Linked DNA regions of Homo sapiens: region 1 is linked to region 2. Evidence: chromatin loops called from intact Hi-C (ENCODE). Cell type or tissue: dorsolateral prefrontal cortex. All regions are shown on one strand.

Evidence for each region. Hi-C counts contacts between places; a loop is a spot of excess contacts. Peaks named below come from ENCODE experiments on the same cell type or tissue, not always from the same donor. Only the 100,000 strongest peaks of a DNase experiment are listed, where the experiment ranks them.
Region 1: a loop joins it to region 2, with 2.2 times the contacts of the local background. A loop is called at or near these places in 2 of 110 quality-filtered maps.

The regions. Positions count from the first base shown.
Region 1 is chr3:135,189,428-135,197,427 of GRCh38, forward strand. EPHB1 (EPH receptor B1) reads left to right here. Exons shown (of 16, transcript NM_004441.5): 11 at 3,149-3,396. Among named protein-coding and RNA genes, the nearest start is that of EPHB1, 400 kb to the left of the region's middle. In dorsolateral prefrontal cortex, no CTCF peak of the experiment used is centred here; a DNase peak (open chromatin) is centred at 3,731; H3K27ac peaks cover 1,164 bases.
Region 2 is chr3:135,137,761-135,145,760 of GRCh38, forward strand. All of the region lies in intron 5 of EPHB1 (EPH receptor B1), which reads left to right. It overlaps LOC102724019 (a long non-coding RNA gene), which reads right to left. Exons shown (of 3, transcript XR_427412.4): 3 at 2,062-2,645. Among named protein-coding and RNA genes, the nearest start is that of EPHB1, 350 kb to the left of the region's middle. In dorsolateral prefrontal cortex, no CTCF peak of the experiment used is centred here; no DNase peak of the experiment used is centred here; H3K4me3 peaks cover 648 bases; H3K27ac peaks cover 1,848 bases.

The DNA of each region.
Region 1 (8,000 bases), 52 kb after region 2:
TGCATTTTCACAGGGCCGGATGTTCAGAAGGACATGCACTTGGTTTAATGCTCTGCTGTTACAGTATTGAAATGCTCAATAGTTTTTGAACAAGGAGTCCTGCACTTTTACTTTGCACCGTGCTCTGCAAATTATGTAACCAATCCTTTGGGCAGCTTTTAAATATGTCAATGTGCAGGCTGTATCCAAACCAATTCATCAGAATCTCTGAAGTGAGGCCCAGGCCTCTGGACTCTGTAAGTCTCTTCAGGTGATTCCATTGGGCAGCCAACTTTGAGAACCACTGAGGTAGAACAGAAGTTCTCAACTGGAGTCTTTTTGTGTGTTGTGGGGGACATCAAATTCACCTGGAGCACTTTTCCAAACTCCACACACTGATAGGTAGAAACTGATAAATACACTGATTTCCAAATATTCTGATGCCACCCAACTCCCAGGCAGGAGGCTTATGTGAAAGACATCTGCCTGTTAAACAGTATCACTTCTTTTGTTCTCACATGGATATTGAGTTGCTATGACAGTCACTATATATGACTTGTTGGGACCTGCACATTTGGGGCATGATGGTCCCTGAACTATAACTTCATATCTATGTAGCTTTATTCCCCATGTCCCTGCCAACTGAAACATAGCTATCTAGAGGCAGTATGGCAGGAAAAGATGGGTATGGACCACAGCCCTGGCTGTAACTCCCAGCTGTGTGATTGGGACATGTTTTCCTTGTGCCTCAGTTTCCTTATTATTTAAATGGCCATAGTAATACCTACCTCACAGGAGTGTTGTGAAGATTGAATAAGTCACACAAAGTGCCTAGCACAGTTCCTGGCACATAGTAGGTGGTTAATAAATACACATTTGTGTGCTGTCTCCTCCACAAAGAAATATTAACACACCTTTACCCTCAACTATCAACTCTGGCTTTTTTCTAAAAGAAAATAGAGCCCATTATTATGACAACAAGGAAGAAATACTAACCAATATTCTTCCATTAGTATACTTACCAAATATGTAATTTGTGTTCATTCAGCTCATAGTTATATATATATAGCATATATATGCTACGTATCTACATGCATACATATATGCTACATATATACATGCATACATATATCTAGACATATATACATACATCCACATATACACACACATATGTGACAGGTCTGTATTGTCTAGTACTTTTCTTTAAATTTTACTCATTTTAATTACTAAATAAGTTAAGCTATTGTAGTGTTTGTCTATAGAAGATGATGCTGCAGTAAATATATTTTTAACATACAAATTCAAATAGTGGTACTTCTATTTCTGGATAAAGCAGAGATAAGAATCTTCAGCAGTTTGTAACCCAAGAGTGAGCAAGGCAAAAGCCAAACATATAATAATAAATATGATACAACAACTTTTACTGGCATGTCTGCTATGTGCCAAGCACCACAGTGGAGTGGATGTGCAAGCTACAAACAGGAATGAGACTTGGTCTGACCTCCAGCAGTTCACCAAAAGAGTATATGATTCAATGTGAAAAGCAGTGTTGCAGCCAGGTGCAGTGGTGCACACCTGTGGTCCCATCTACTCAGGAGGCTGAGGCAAGATGATCGCTTAGCCCAGGAGCTCGAGTATAGCATGAGCAACATAGTGAGACCCTGTCTCAAAAAACAAAACAAAAAAAAAGGAGTGGAAGGGAGGAAGGAAGGAAGGGAGGGAGGGACAGAGGGAGAAAAAGGGAGGAAGGATGGAAGGAAGGAAAAAGAACAGCCCCCCCAAAACACATAGTGTTGTAAATGATATTTATCTGAGTATTAGGTCCATGTTGAAATCTTCCTAATGGTGCTTAACCAGCCTCTACTCCAGCCCCAGGTTCTATCAAGTTCTGTTGACTCTGGAGAAGTTTTGCATAACAGTCCTTTCACACAGCTTCCTTCCAATCTTTTTTGCAGCAAGAAAACAAAAGGAACTCCCAAATGAATCACAGGAGCAATGTTAACTTGTCTTTCTAATATGGCAAGTAATTTATCTGATTGCTCAGTTTGCTCCATCATTTTCTTCCAGAAGTGGAAAGTGAGAGAGAAAGTTTTCTCAGCAGAAAGCCATGTTTCTTCTGCTGCACTTACAAGTAGACACTGAACTGCTTCACATGAAAGAATTGGAAGTAACCAAGCCAAATTAAATTATAAAATAACTTTTGAAAGCATGTTAAACAGGATTCAACAGATTTTTTTTTTTTTTTAGGCAGCTATGAAATAATGTCACCATAATTGTTTCTACTCTTGGTGACTTTACTGTGAAAATGTTTCAACGCTGTGGCATGCATGGAGGTGTGCAGCTCATGCCTGTTTGGAGAAATAACTTGCTATTCAGCTGCCAAAAGTGCAGTTAGCTGACAGCCTCCAGCTGCAGCACCTTCAGGGTCGGCCCCGGCTTTCCTGCAGAGGCCCAGCTCTTCCCAGCAGCCCCCAGCCAATGACTGAGCATGGCAGGGATGTGAGGGCTGGGCTGCTTTTGCAATGGGAACTCTGCTCTGGCTCTCCCTTTGGGTTAGCTGGGATTTCATCAGGTCTGCATGGTGATCTTGGGCTGTCTCCGCCCAATCCTGCTTCCTCTCACTTTTGTCTTTCACAAGTGAACCTCTTCCCTTCCTAACTCCTCAGTGTCTGTTTTCTGGGGCACCCAATAAACACAAATGCTCTCCCAGCAGTGTAGGAACATAAACAGTATACATCTCATTCAGAGGGCCAAAGTACCTGAACATGTCTCCTATCCCCTGAATGTTCTTGCACCAGTATCTGCTAAAAATGAATCATGATCCTGCCAAAGTGAAACTGACCATTTCATTTCAATTATTCAGCTGGCACACAATGGAAAAATTAAGTGTGGGGAAAAACAAACTCACATATATTCTGAAATTCCACTTTAGTTACCCAAACTATTTCTAAGTACCAAGGTAAGGAATGTACTTTAGTAATCCTTTTGTGTTTGCCATGAACTGGTTACAGCCAAAACAATATAGTTACAATGAGAGAAGACTGTTTTAATTTCCGCCACTTTAATCACAATTCCACTTGGGGCACCATTGTTCTCCATTAGATGACTTCCCTCTTGAGTCCACAGACTGAGAAGGAAGAGGATATTAATGGCATTTTTGCTGTTGCAGGGGAGTTTGGAGAAGTGTACAAGGGGCGTTTGAAACTGCCAGGCAAGAGGGAAATCTACGTGGCCATCAAGACCCTGAAGGCAGGGTACTCGGAGAAGCAGCGTCGGGACTTTCTGAGTGAGGCGAGCATCATGGGCCAGTTCGACCATCCTAACATCATTCGCCTGGAGGGTGTGGTCACCAAGAGTCGGCCTGTCATGATCATCACAGAGTTCATGGAGAATGGTGCATTGGATTCTTTCCTCAGGGTAAGAGCAACTCAGGGGTTTGATGATGCACTTGGATGCAGGTGAATGATGGCTGGGGAGAGGGGTTCCATGAGCACAACCTACCAATCAGGAATCGCCTGATCCAGTGTGAATGGGCATTGGAGATGTTAGCAGAGATTTGTTGCTAAAAGAAGAGAACAAAACAGGGCTTGTGGGATCCTCAGGAGGAGGATGGCATGGAGTAGGGCGTTGACAAATGCTTATTGGATGAATAAAATGAATAGAGAGGGACAAAGAATGGCCATTGGCATCTGCATGAATCACAGAGATTGAAGAGACTTTTGGCTGCTGCACAGCCCTGTGTGATTCATGCAGACATCCGCGGCCATCTCTGCCTTTCATCAGCACAGCCACCCTCCCAGACTGCTCTCTGCATTTACAGGTTCAGAAGTAAAACAGGTTGCCATTTTCTGATGCCTGGGCCACCTGCCCTCTGAGGAGGCACTTCTGAGTAGGGAAGGGGAAGACTGCATCACAAGCATCCACGGGTATTTCTGTGATTGGCGAAGATTCCCAACCAACTTGCAGCAGAAGTGGGGAGTTGCTGAAGGCCTTTGGCTGGGAGACCTGTAAAAGATCATTGTCAGAATATGCCCAAAGTAGAGCCAGGCCCACAATGAAACCATTTTCATTTCTGTAGGGTATCACTGAGCACCTAGAGGAAGGGTGAATGAGAATGGCCATGATGCTGATATCTGGGGAGTGGAAGCTGATAGCTTCAGCCAGGAAGCAGAAGCTGAGAGCAGAGGGTCCAGTGGGCAGCATCAAAGAATGGGCAGAGCCTTCTGAGCAAGGACTTCAGAGTGATACCCAGTAGCTGGCTACACACATTACCAAAGCAACCAAACAATAGCTGTGGCTACAGATTAAAGGGTCAGTCATTGAAACATTGCTGGGATCACTGCTCTGGCCAGGCCCTATTCTGGATGCTGTGCCTATAGAGATAAAGGAAACCTTGCTCTAATGCTACGTAACAAATCATCCCCAAGACCTCAGTGGCTTAGCACAACAACAATTTATTTTGCTCATGAATCTGCAATTTGGGCCAGGTTTGGGAGGGACACCTCTGATCCATGTGGAGTCAGTTGCAGTAGCTCAAGGGCTGAGGCTTAGAATTGTCTGAAGCCTCTTTCATTCATATATTAGGTGGTCAGTGCCATCTTTCTAGGTGGCCTGCTTGGACTTCCTTAGAGCAAGCTGGGTCTCAAGAAAAAGCATCCCAAGAGAGGAATGAGGAATCTGTATTACTTTTGTGACCCAGCCTAGGAAGGCACATAGTGTCACTTCCAACGTAGTGACAGGCCCAGATACAAGGGGAGAAAACAGGCCCCACATTTTGATGAAGGGACATCAACTCAATGTCTTCTTAAACATGATAGATGGGAGATCTTGTTGTGTTCATCTTAGACAGTATAACCTGCCATCAATGTAGTCCCTACTCCTGCTAGTACCCAAAGCTTCTAGTAATCATTTGCCTATCTTATACTTTTTTTCCCCATAAGTTAAGTACAGATGTAGTAAGTGAAGAAGTTCTTAAATCTTCCTGGAGAATCTAGGGAAGGCTTCAAAGAGGAGGAAGAATTTATCTGAGATTAGAGAATGAGGAATTTGCCAGACAAGCGAGAAGCAGGTAGGTAGGCTGATGGAACAGCGAAACAGTGTATATGAAGGCCGAAGTAAATGTGGACCTATTTGGTAATTTATCAGCTGCTGCATGGTAGCTCCAGCACTCAGAAACAGAGCTTAGGGGCTGTAGTGTGGAAGGGTAGCTGGGGGACTTGTCTAGAAGCACACTACTGAAGCTACCTTTGTACAACAGGAACATGCTTTTTGCCCAGTCTGGGTCACTAGGAAGTAGTGGCTTTTGTTTTTCTGAGGGTGCAGGGGTGGAGAACAACTGATGTAGATTACTGAGCCCATGTACTTTCCCTAGGACAGCCTCCTTGAGGGTATGGGGTTATGCTTTGTATTTGGAAACTCCAATACCTAACACAGTGCACACCTGGTAAATGCTAGTTGACTAAAAGATTATTTCTCAAACAAAAATGCTAGGGAGTGGCACGAGAGCTCTAGTCATCCTGTGTGTACATTATCTCTCACTGTCCTTGCTGCCACACCTGTCATGTCAGTGCAATCATTGTCTATGCTTTCCTGGGGACATTCATTTATTATCAGAGATCTCATGAAGACAGTTGAATAAACAAAGTTGAATGAAGTTGAGTTGAATAAACAAAGTTGAATAAACTTGAATAAAAGGCAATGTGAGAAGGAAAAGCATTTTCTGGAACCACTGTCAAGACCCTTTTGGGAGTCATTTATTTCCTACCAGTCACCTGATTGTACTTCAGAGAGAGTCACTGCTTGATTTGGGGACTGTGATCACACTCCCCCGCTGGAGTGTGCAGGGGAACAGGGAGATTCATTCTCATGAGCCTGCGGAAAATCAAAACCCCACACTGCTGCTCTTCCTAGGGCCTGTTTTCTTTTTATTTATTTATTTATTTATTTATTTAAGTTTTAGGGTACATGTGCACATTGTGCAGGTTAGATACATATGTATACATGTGCCATGCTGGTGCACTGCACCCACTAACTCGTCATCTAGCATTAGGTATATCTCCCAATGCTATCCCTCCCCCATCTCCCCACCCCACCACAGTCCCCAGAGTGTGATATTCCCCTTCCTGTGTCCATGTGATCTCATTGTTCAATTCCCACCTATGAGTGAGAATATGCGGTGTTTGGTTTTTTGTTCTCCCGATAGTTTACTGAGAATGATGATTTCCAATTTCATCCATGTCCCTACAAAGGACATGAACTCATCATTTTTTATGGCTGCATAGTATTCCGTGGTGTATATGTGCCACATTTTCTTAATCCAGTCTATCATTGTTGGACATTTGGGTTGGTTCCAAGTCTTTGCTATTGTGAATAGTGCCACAATAAACATACGTGTGCGTGTGTCTTTATAGCAGCATGATTTATAGTCCTTTGGGTATATACCCAGTAATGGGATGGCTGGGTCAAATGGTATTTCCAGTTCTAGATCCCTGAGGAATCGCCACACTGACTTCCACAATGGTTGAACTAGTTTACAGTCCCACCAACAGTGTAAAAGTGTTCCTATTTCTCCACATCCTCTCCAGCACCTGTTGTTTCCTGACTTTTTAATGATTGCCATTCTAACTGGTGTGAGATGGTATCTCATAGTGGTTTTGATTTGCATTTCTCTGATGGCCAGTGATGATGAGCATTTTTTCATGTGTTTTTTGGCTGCATAAATGTCTTCTTTTGAGAAGTGTCTGTTCATGTCCTTCATCCACTTTTTGATGGGGTTGTTTGTTTTTTTCTTGTAAATTTGTTTGAGTTCATTGTAGATTCTGGATATTAGCCCTTTGTCAGATGAGTAGGTTGCGAAAATTTTCTCCCATTTTGTAGGTTGCCTAGGGCCTGTTTTCATTTGGGGCTCAGGTCACGGAGGCATGTTGGACACCAGCATTTCTCATGTTGATGAGCTGAGCTTGCAGGGGAAGAAAACCTGGGGGCATGAGAGGAGCACGGGAAAACAGAGGAGCAGGCATGGTAAGAAAGGAGTGGTGGGAGCAGGCAGTGCCAGGAGGAGAGGGGGAAATGAAGCGTTTCTGACTCCTCACACTGCATGGAGGCAGGTAATCTATAAATCTAATTTCAGCCTTACTACCGAACCCTGGAGCATAGCAACATTAATTGACATATCTGCTGCTTGATAAAATCGAAAAATAGGTCATCAGTTCAGTTCTACAGGGTCCATCTTCTGGGAAGTAGGATAATTTTAGGATCACTACTCAGAGAAGAAAGGAAAAGGATTAGTCTTCAATTTCTGGAACTGTTTCCTCCCCTCCAACTTCTCCTTTCCCACTGGTCATAGCGTCTTTGGAGAGTGGCTACGGTTCTAGCCCTGAATCAGCATCTGAGAGATACCATTATGCTTCAACCACACATTCAGTAGATGGTTCATTATTATCAATTTTCTAAAAATTATTGTGCCATGGATTATATAGCATACAAATCCATAATTAAATTTTTCCTTCTTGATACTCAAATTCAAGGGATTCAACCTGGTGGCTCTTCCGTAATATTAGAAACAATTCGGCTGGGCGCGGTGGCTCACGCCTGTAATCCCAGCTCTCAGGGAGGAAAGAGGCTGGAGGATAGCTTGAGCCCAGGAGTTTGAGACCTGCCTGGGCCATATAGCGAGACCCCGTTCTCCAGAAAAAGGAAAAAAAAAAAAAAGACAAAAAAAATAATAATAAGCGAAACAATTCCTGAAGCTGTGACCAGTATCCCATGGTTTAGTTAACATGGTTCTTGACATGCGCCATAAGGCCTTCTTGCCTAAAGCTTGGCTTTGTGGTTGCTGCTGGTTCTTTCACAGATAATCATAACTGGAAGACTCTTGAAAGTCGCTGAGTAATGTCAAACGGGGACATTTCTCATCAGAGAAGCTCATTCATGGGCTGCAGCTAGAAGATAGCAACCCAGAAGTCAGGAAGAGAACACCAGATTGGAAGTCCTGAGACCAAGGTTCTGCTTTGGCTTCTGCT
Region 2 (8,000 bases):
GCATCATTTCTGGGAATATGTCTTCAGCTAGAGAGCAATTTGCCGTATTTTTTCTCCCTAGACTGTTTCCTTCCAAGCCTTCACAGTTTCTTTGTTTGGGACTGATGTTATCTGTATCAGATACATAACAGATATTGGTTTCTCCAGTCTGTGCTGGGAGGGGTAGGCACCAGAAACGAAAGTAGCAAAGTCTGTATCCCAGTGAGCTAATGATGAGGTAGGAAGTGGAGCCCAGAACCTAGGTACCTGCCATTGGATGATTCTGATGCTCAGAGGAGCCTCTCTATCTTTCCTCATTGTGTATTTGAAGAAGCAACAATTTTCCCCTCACTTGCATGATCTTATCAGCACAATTTATATCTGACATTTATATTACATGCAGTTCATGTATGGCCTGCGTGCCACTTCCATGTGGAATACTATCCATCATGCCCACAACACAGACACAACCCATTATTTACTTTTCTTTTAAAAATGCTGCACTATTTCTGTTAATAGTTACAAGCCCCTATAGTTTGTCCATTTTTAAGGCACTTTTGAAGTTCTTAGACAGTTAAAATCACTCAGATACACTAATTTTCTTACAAAAGAATTACCTAGCCCATCAATTCCTCTGAATACATCACCTAATTTGCATTATTCCTTGGTTAAATATAGTATTTGCATGCATAAAGAATAATCTTTGAATATGAAAAGGAATTTTATGATATTGCAATATATTGAGCTCTTTGGAGGAAAGATATTATGTAAATCTCAAAATTAAATATTAAAACAATATTACACTGCTGCCTGTAAAAATGTGGAGTGTTAAGATCCATATGCTGAAGCCAGTTCATTTTTAAGGGCTGTGCTTATTGGAAATTAGCAGGCAAAATTTGCTCCAACACAGAGAAAAGATTGAGTGAGAACTTTAAAGACTAGAAGGACTTGAAAGAAAACTTTCATCGAAGTTAATAAAGAAAAGTTAAAAAAAACTTAAGCAAATAAAATTTTCACTGTTCTTAATTCAATTTCATAGTTTGTTTCATTGCTTTCTTCTCATTGTTAATTCTAGAAAATTTTGTTTTTATTGTTTCTTAAGCTCTGGCATTGGGAAGGAACTTCCAAGTGGCCTCAGAAAGGCCCTGGCCATTTGCAAACAATGATGTGTTCTCCGTTGAGCTCAGAGGGTCGGCAGATGGCACTGCCCCTGACCAATGTCCTGGCTTCTATCCTTGGCAACCTCGCAGTCCTCCACCAGATGGTGAGCTATGTGGAGAGTCACACTTTCTCACCTACCACCAGTTTCCTGAGAGAGCAGCCGCACAATGCCAGGCACAGAGAGCCTTGATAAATATTTGCCAGATGGCTTCAGTCCCCACAGATGAGCATTAGTATGTAAGTGTTTGGCTGGGGAGTGGTGATGAGAATGTGTCCTGGTGACCCACAGGTAACATCTTAATATCCCTCCCAGATTAGTCATGTAATCTGGAGTCTTCCTCCACTGTGGCTCCTTGCAGGAAAACTTAGGGAATGTTGCTTAGGATGATGCTACAAGCCCTGATCCACTCAGAGGAACACAGAAGAGACTCAACCACTCTCAAAGGGATTGGTTTGTTTGGGCATTTTAACTTTGGAAATGTATTCATTCACTTAACACATTCTTTATGACTGCTCACCAAGTACTGCTTGCAAGTACTGGCTCAAGGGTACTGCTTTTTAGGGGCTCCCATTTATTCGCCTACTCGTCAAATATTTTTCAAGGCCTTTCTGCATGCCATATACTGCTCTAGACACTGGGAACACAGCAGCAAACATAACAGACAAAAATCTGTGCCTTTGTGGAGCTTGCATTCTAGTCGACAGCACTCACTGAGACTGGGATCAGAGGCCCAGAAAAGTCACAAAGTAAGCAGGTGACTGATTGGGAAGTGACTTGATGGGGTGCAGGACCCTCAGCTGGGCTCTTGGTACCACCCTCTTCTGTGGTGCCCATTCTTACATTTCAAAAGTTAGGATGGAACCACGTGTCGTTGCCAGAGAGCATTTCAGTTTGTGGTGGATGTTGCTATACAGTGACAATGTGTTTGATGGGATATTTTATTGTTCAACAGACCAGTTTGAATGAACTCCTTGTGGATGGATATCACACGCTGGGACACACAGTGGTTGGGTATGGGAATTCTCCTTCCAGGTTGTGAGCAGTGGCTTGTGATGCTGCTAATAGCTCCAGAACAGCCTTCACTCTGCTAGGAGTACCAGAGTGCCCACAGGACTCAGGGACCTATTTGCTTGTTTACTCCATCTTGGTCCAGGCACTCCAAGTACATAGCTTCAGGAGTAAAAATGGCTACTGACAATGAGACTGGAGGAAATTTCTTACCCTGTAAGGATCTCATATCCACATGAGATTGTTATAACCCTTATTGGAGAGGGGACACCAGTTGGATTATTAGATAGTTGCTGTTCACCTTGTGAGCTATCCCATAAAGAGGCATCTCATAAAGAGGCAAAGAGGATGGGAGGGAGGAGGGTGCAGGTGATCCATCCTCCATGCTCCTGTGGCAAGTCAAGTCAACTCCATGAACTGACTGGCATCTCCAGGAGAGAACGCCCTGTATCCATCCTGTTGACTATTGTGTCCAGATAGGCGTCTAGTTGGGTACCTGAAATATAGAAAGCAATCAATAAACGTTCATTGAATGAACTAGTAACTTGTTAAATAAATACATGAATGAATGCTTCAGTCTTTCTTAAAGTAATCTCAGGCATCAGCAAATGGTGCAGCTTTAGCTGTCTCTGTGATCTTTCCTTTATCAGGCACCTTTGGGTGGGGAGCTGTGATTGCAGTTACCCCTTACATTCTCCCAGATGTTGGTAAGACCTCAGGCTTCCTGTGTGCACTGCACCCCCAAACCATAACCATGTTCTGTGAGAGTTGCTCTTCTATGACCTGGCCTGTCCTACCTCCCCCACTGGCAGGGTCCCAGCTGCTTGAGCAATTGCAGGGAGGGTGGTTGGGATGGCATCCCAGCACTGTTGTCTGTCCCCCTGCATGCCAGCCCCGCGCCTATCATTTTCACAGTACCATCCATGTTAAACAGGCAGGAGCACCAGGGGTTTCTGAATGCAGCAATTAACAAAACAGTAATCAAGCTAAGTGTTTAATTTCAGAAAATTAACATCTTCTCTGAGCGGATGTGAAAGATGGAGGAAAAAGGCACATTGAATGTTCTGGGTAAATAAAGGCAATGCTGGACCACAAATATTTTTCAGTGCAAGGTAAACTCTTTGCCAATCCCTCAGGCCTCGGGATCAGTTTCCTTCTGGTAGCCAAACTGCAGGAAAACCTTTGCTGTAGAATTGAGCCTTAGGATTTTAAAGCGTGTGCGCTTCTTTCCTTTCCTTTTTTTTTTTTTTTTTTTCTCTTTTTTGATGGAAGAGCAAACGCTTTCACCATTCAGAACAGCTTGGGGGAACAACAGCCCAGTCATGCCCCCTAAGAGCGCATCTGCCCTGTAGAAACGGTGACGTATGTTGCCCTTCTCTGAATTGTGCTTGTTAAAGGGACAATACAGTGATTTCTTGGATGTGCATTTGTTGTTTATGTGCTTAGGCTCTATTTCTCTTGGCAGACTGAGGGCTCCCAAGGGAAAAGGCCATGTCTTTCTCCTCCCAGTAAACCCTGCCCCTCAGCAATGTGTCCTCTGCTATAAGGTGTCCTGGCTGACCTTACACCATGTCACATGCTGGTGCTGCCTCCTAAACCAGCGGGCTGGTCTTTGTTTGCAGGAAGGGGCTTGCATGTAGGGAAGGAAGCTTGCTAGGAGGTGGGTGTGCAGGAGACTGGGTCCCTAGAAGGACAGTGAGGTCCTGCTACCATCTGTTTCATCATCTGATGGCCTGGATGGGAGTGAGTGCCTAGGATAGAGGATTGGGAGGGCAAGGAAAGTAGCTTTGTGTGAGGCATGCTATGAAGTTTGAGGCACAGACAGGCAGCCTTGAGACTGTGTGATGAGGTACCACCAGTAACCATGGAGGCAGGGCTCTCAGAGTGGCATTGAGCCTGGTGCTGCCTGAGGAAGCACTGAAAACCATGTTCCCACAGGACCACAGGTCCTCAGGGAGGGGCCTGGCCATCTGGCTTAATAAGCAGTGTTCCTTGAGGGGTCTTGAAGGCAGCTGACATGGAGAACAAAGAAAGCAAAGCAGGAGAATGAGAGTATAGTTTGCGAGTACAGAGGAGACCTCCCCAGGGGCTCCCAGAAGTATTCAGGGACTGCATCAACAGAAGACAGGTTCGATTCTGCACATGCATAATTTGTGGAGAGTTTGAGTACTCAAATCAGGATATTACTTATGCAGTTGGATATTCAGGCTTCTATTTTCTCTGGAAGGTGGGAAATAAGATTGGTTGCTGAGAGTGAAGGGGGAAGTATTGGGGTTGAAAGTTTGAGGAGAATGGAAAAGGCTTGGCAGTGCTATTGAAGAGAATGGGAAATGGAACTACCCAGGTAAATTCAATATTTCTGGAAAGTATTGAGAGCTCATTTGAAGTTGGTGATCACACGTTTAGAAAGCCACCTCTTTTTCCTCTTATGTGGCTTTCTCAGCAGTATATGGTTCCGGGACAGCAGGCCCTACAAGAAACAGATCACAAATATACCTCTGGTTGAGTTTTGACAGTCATATGCTCTGAAAAGATAAAGGCAACATATGCCTAAGGTTTTGAGGAGTATTGTGAATTATGTTATTGCAAAGATGGAGCCTAAGATGGATAATAATGGATATGAATAAAGGAGAAGGCAGATGCATTGGGTGGAAGTAAAGGCCAAGAGTGCCAGATGAAGCCAAAAAGAGTTGCAGTGGGCTCATCTGAGGTTGTGGTGAGGAAGCAGAATATTTAGACTTGTGATTTTGAAAATCGAGTGACTTTAGGCAAAGCAGAGTCTAAGTGTGCCATGGAAATTGGCAGGCATGGAAGAGTTGTAGAGGCCAGGGAACCGAGATTATATTGTTTAAGTGGACATTGAACTCACACACAGGAGGGCAAGGCTCAGGGTAGAGAGGAAGACAAAGACTGAAGCTCATGCCTCCGATGAATGGGGGCGTGACGGTGGGAGGGAGCATATGGTGGTCCCAAGACCTGGAGAGTGGTGGTCTAGCCAAATGGCATTTTTGCAAAGGGTGCAGGAGATGGCGAGTGATGGTGTGAAAGAGACAGTGGGGAGCAAGGATGACACACCCCACTTCCTGACCCTGAGGTGTGCTGGATGCAAAATCATAAACTGTCATCAGGTGAGAGGGCTGCAAGGCAAAGGTGTCCTCAAGGGACAGCTGCTCTTCCTTAATGCAGGCATGGAGTGAAGGCTCTGAGGGAAGGAGGTGGGTACAGGGGAGTTTCCTGATTTGTAAGTGGAGGGCCCAGGGTGGGGGTGGGCTCAGTAGTCAGTGGGAAAGTCAGAATCAAGAAGAGGCCCACAACTCCATGGGGCTGGTGATGTCCAGAAAGGGGCTAAAGAGTGGGCATGGCAGGATGGAAGCCCGCCTGTGCAGCCTGGTGGGCTGCTCTGAGGAGGAGGGGCTCTGGACCTTCAGGCCAGAAGACTCAGACCTCCAGGCCTGGAGGAGGATGGTCACAGTGACTGCAGGTGCAGCTCCCCTGCCCAGCGTTGGTGGCAGTGATGTCAGCCTTAGGGTGGTGGTGGTGGGTCCTCCAGCTGCATTAGGGGTTTGGCTGAATGTGTGGGGATGAGAGCCAGGTGTAACAGGGGCACACAACTTGCGGTGGGGTATCTCCTGTGGCCTCTCCACTGCTAGTGTTTGGAGTGGACTGCCGTTCATGATCAATCATTAAACAGACCAAAGCTGCCAGTGCTCTGCTCTTGTCCTACACCTGGGAAAGGCTGGCAGGCCTGAGGGGAGGCAGAGGCCAGTGACATGCCCCAGTTGACATGTGAGTACCAATGGTTGTGTCCTCAGCAGCCATCACAGTGCTTAGATGCCTGCCTGAAGAGTATCCTGCTCCACAGACACCTCCACAGCCTCCCATGGTTGCAGGGTCACAGAATGCAGGTTTGCTATAGTTTTCACATAAATGGCACATTCTAAGACATCTTTTGATTCCCCCAGCAGGGAGGAGGAGCTGTGGAAAACTGCCAGGTTGCAGTGACCCAGGAGGCAGAAGTGCCACCAGGAACACACTGCAGCCTGCCTCCTCCTCCAGGCACAGGGCTCTGCACACTTCCACCATAGGTGGGGACCCCTGATCTCCCTAAGTGCACAAGGGGTCCCAGAAGGCAGTGCCCATCCATTAGTGATGCTGATGTAACTCAATGTCCCCACCCCCATGCCTGGCCTCCTCAAGGCTCTGGAAATGCAGAGTGCATGAGTTGTGGGGAGGGAGCCCTACACTGATCTCAGGGAAAGGAGGCCCAGCTGTTTCTGGTTCTGCACTAACCTCTGGGGACTTGGGGAAGTCATTTTCCCCTCTCTTATCTTCATTGCTCTAATCTATAAATTGTAAGAGTTGACCAAAACTGAATGGCCTCAGATGCCCTGTCAAACTTTGACATTCTGATTTCTAGGTTTCCAGACAAGCAGTTCTCAAACTTGAGAATGTGTCAGACTCCTGTGAAAGACTTGTTAAAACACAGATTGCTGGGCCCACACCCAGAGTTTCTGATTCACTGAGTCTAGGATGTTGCTCTAGATTCTGCCTGTCTTACCAGTTCCCAGGTGAGGCTGATATGGGACTACATTTTGAGAACTTACAGGGTCAGATATATGATCCCAATAAAGAATGCCACCCCACCCTCAAACACATACACATCAAAGGTAACATCAGAAGTGAGGGCCTGTGCTATAAATCCACATTCCCAGATCAGCCACCAACCCTCAACCCCCACCTGTCACCCCCCACATTCCCCTTTGGCACGGAACCGAAACCCTTAGTGGATGGACCAGTGAAGGAGGAGCCTGTGACTCCCTGCCTTGGGGTGTGAGACTGAAGGCCAGGCATGAAGCCCTCACTTTTTATCCCATTCACATCTAAAATTCAGCCAGGATTCTACAACAGCACAGAGCAGAGCTACACACCCAAGGAAGTCCTCTGTCCCCAGGTGACTCCCAGGGTAAGGAGGAAGATAGGAAGGGAATGTCAGAGACATCTCAAGGCAAAGCCCAGAGTAAAAGCAAACAAGAAACCAATGTCCACAATAGAGGAAAACAATGAGAAGAATAATTAATTCTGCTTTTGTATTTATACCCAGTCTCCAAATTAATTGCTTATTTGTTTAATCTACTTTGACCAGAAGTGTTACTGCACCAAAAATATTTAATGAGTCAGGTCTTCTAATGTAAAATTCAAGCATATTTGGGCAATGAAATGAGTTTTCATCTACAGTGGGAGATCCAGCTATCTAAGCAGGACCTTTTCAGCAAAGTTACCTCCTAGAATAGAAATGTCAGAGGGAACACAGTTCATCTGTGTTGCAAATTGTTCTTCTTTGGTCATGAGTACTAGTGGGCTGGAAGTCTTTAGTTGACATTTAAATACAAACTTTGGTTTTTTGATATGGGAAGTGTTTCATATATTTAAAAAAAAGATGGCCAGCCAGCCCAATCCTTCATTCACAACCCCATCACTCATAGCTTCTAGGATCTCACAGAAGTCCCTCGAGGGGACTTCTGGAGACTGCTCAGCATTGTTTGGGTCTCTCTATAAACTTTTCAGAGTCTGGGTTGGGGAGATAGAAAATGGACTGGCTTCAAGGCCCTAGCAGCTCTGATTCACCCAGAGCAGCTCTGCATTGTTCTGTTTCACACTTTATACTTCAGGGAGAACTTTGTTTGGAGAAAGGATTTCATAGCTTTAAAAAATAGAAAACTGCCAATATTAGGGTAACGTTACAGCTGAACAATCCCAGTGAGATGGGGAGGGACCCAGCCTGCTAGGTGTCTTCATTTACACCACAGAGAAGAACTTCTATCTCTAATCCCTTGGGACTACCATATTCAGG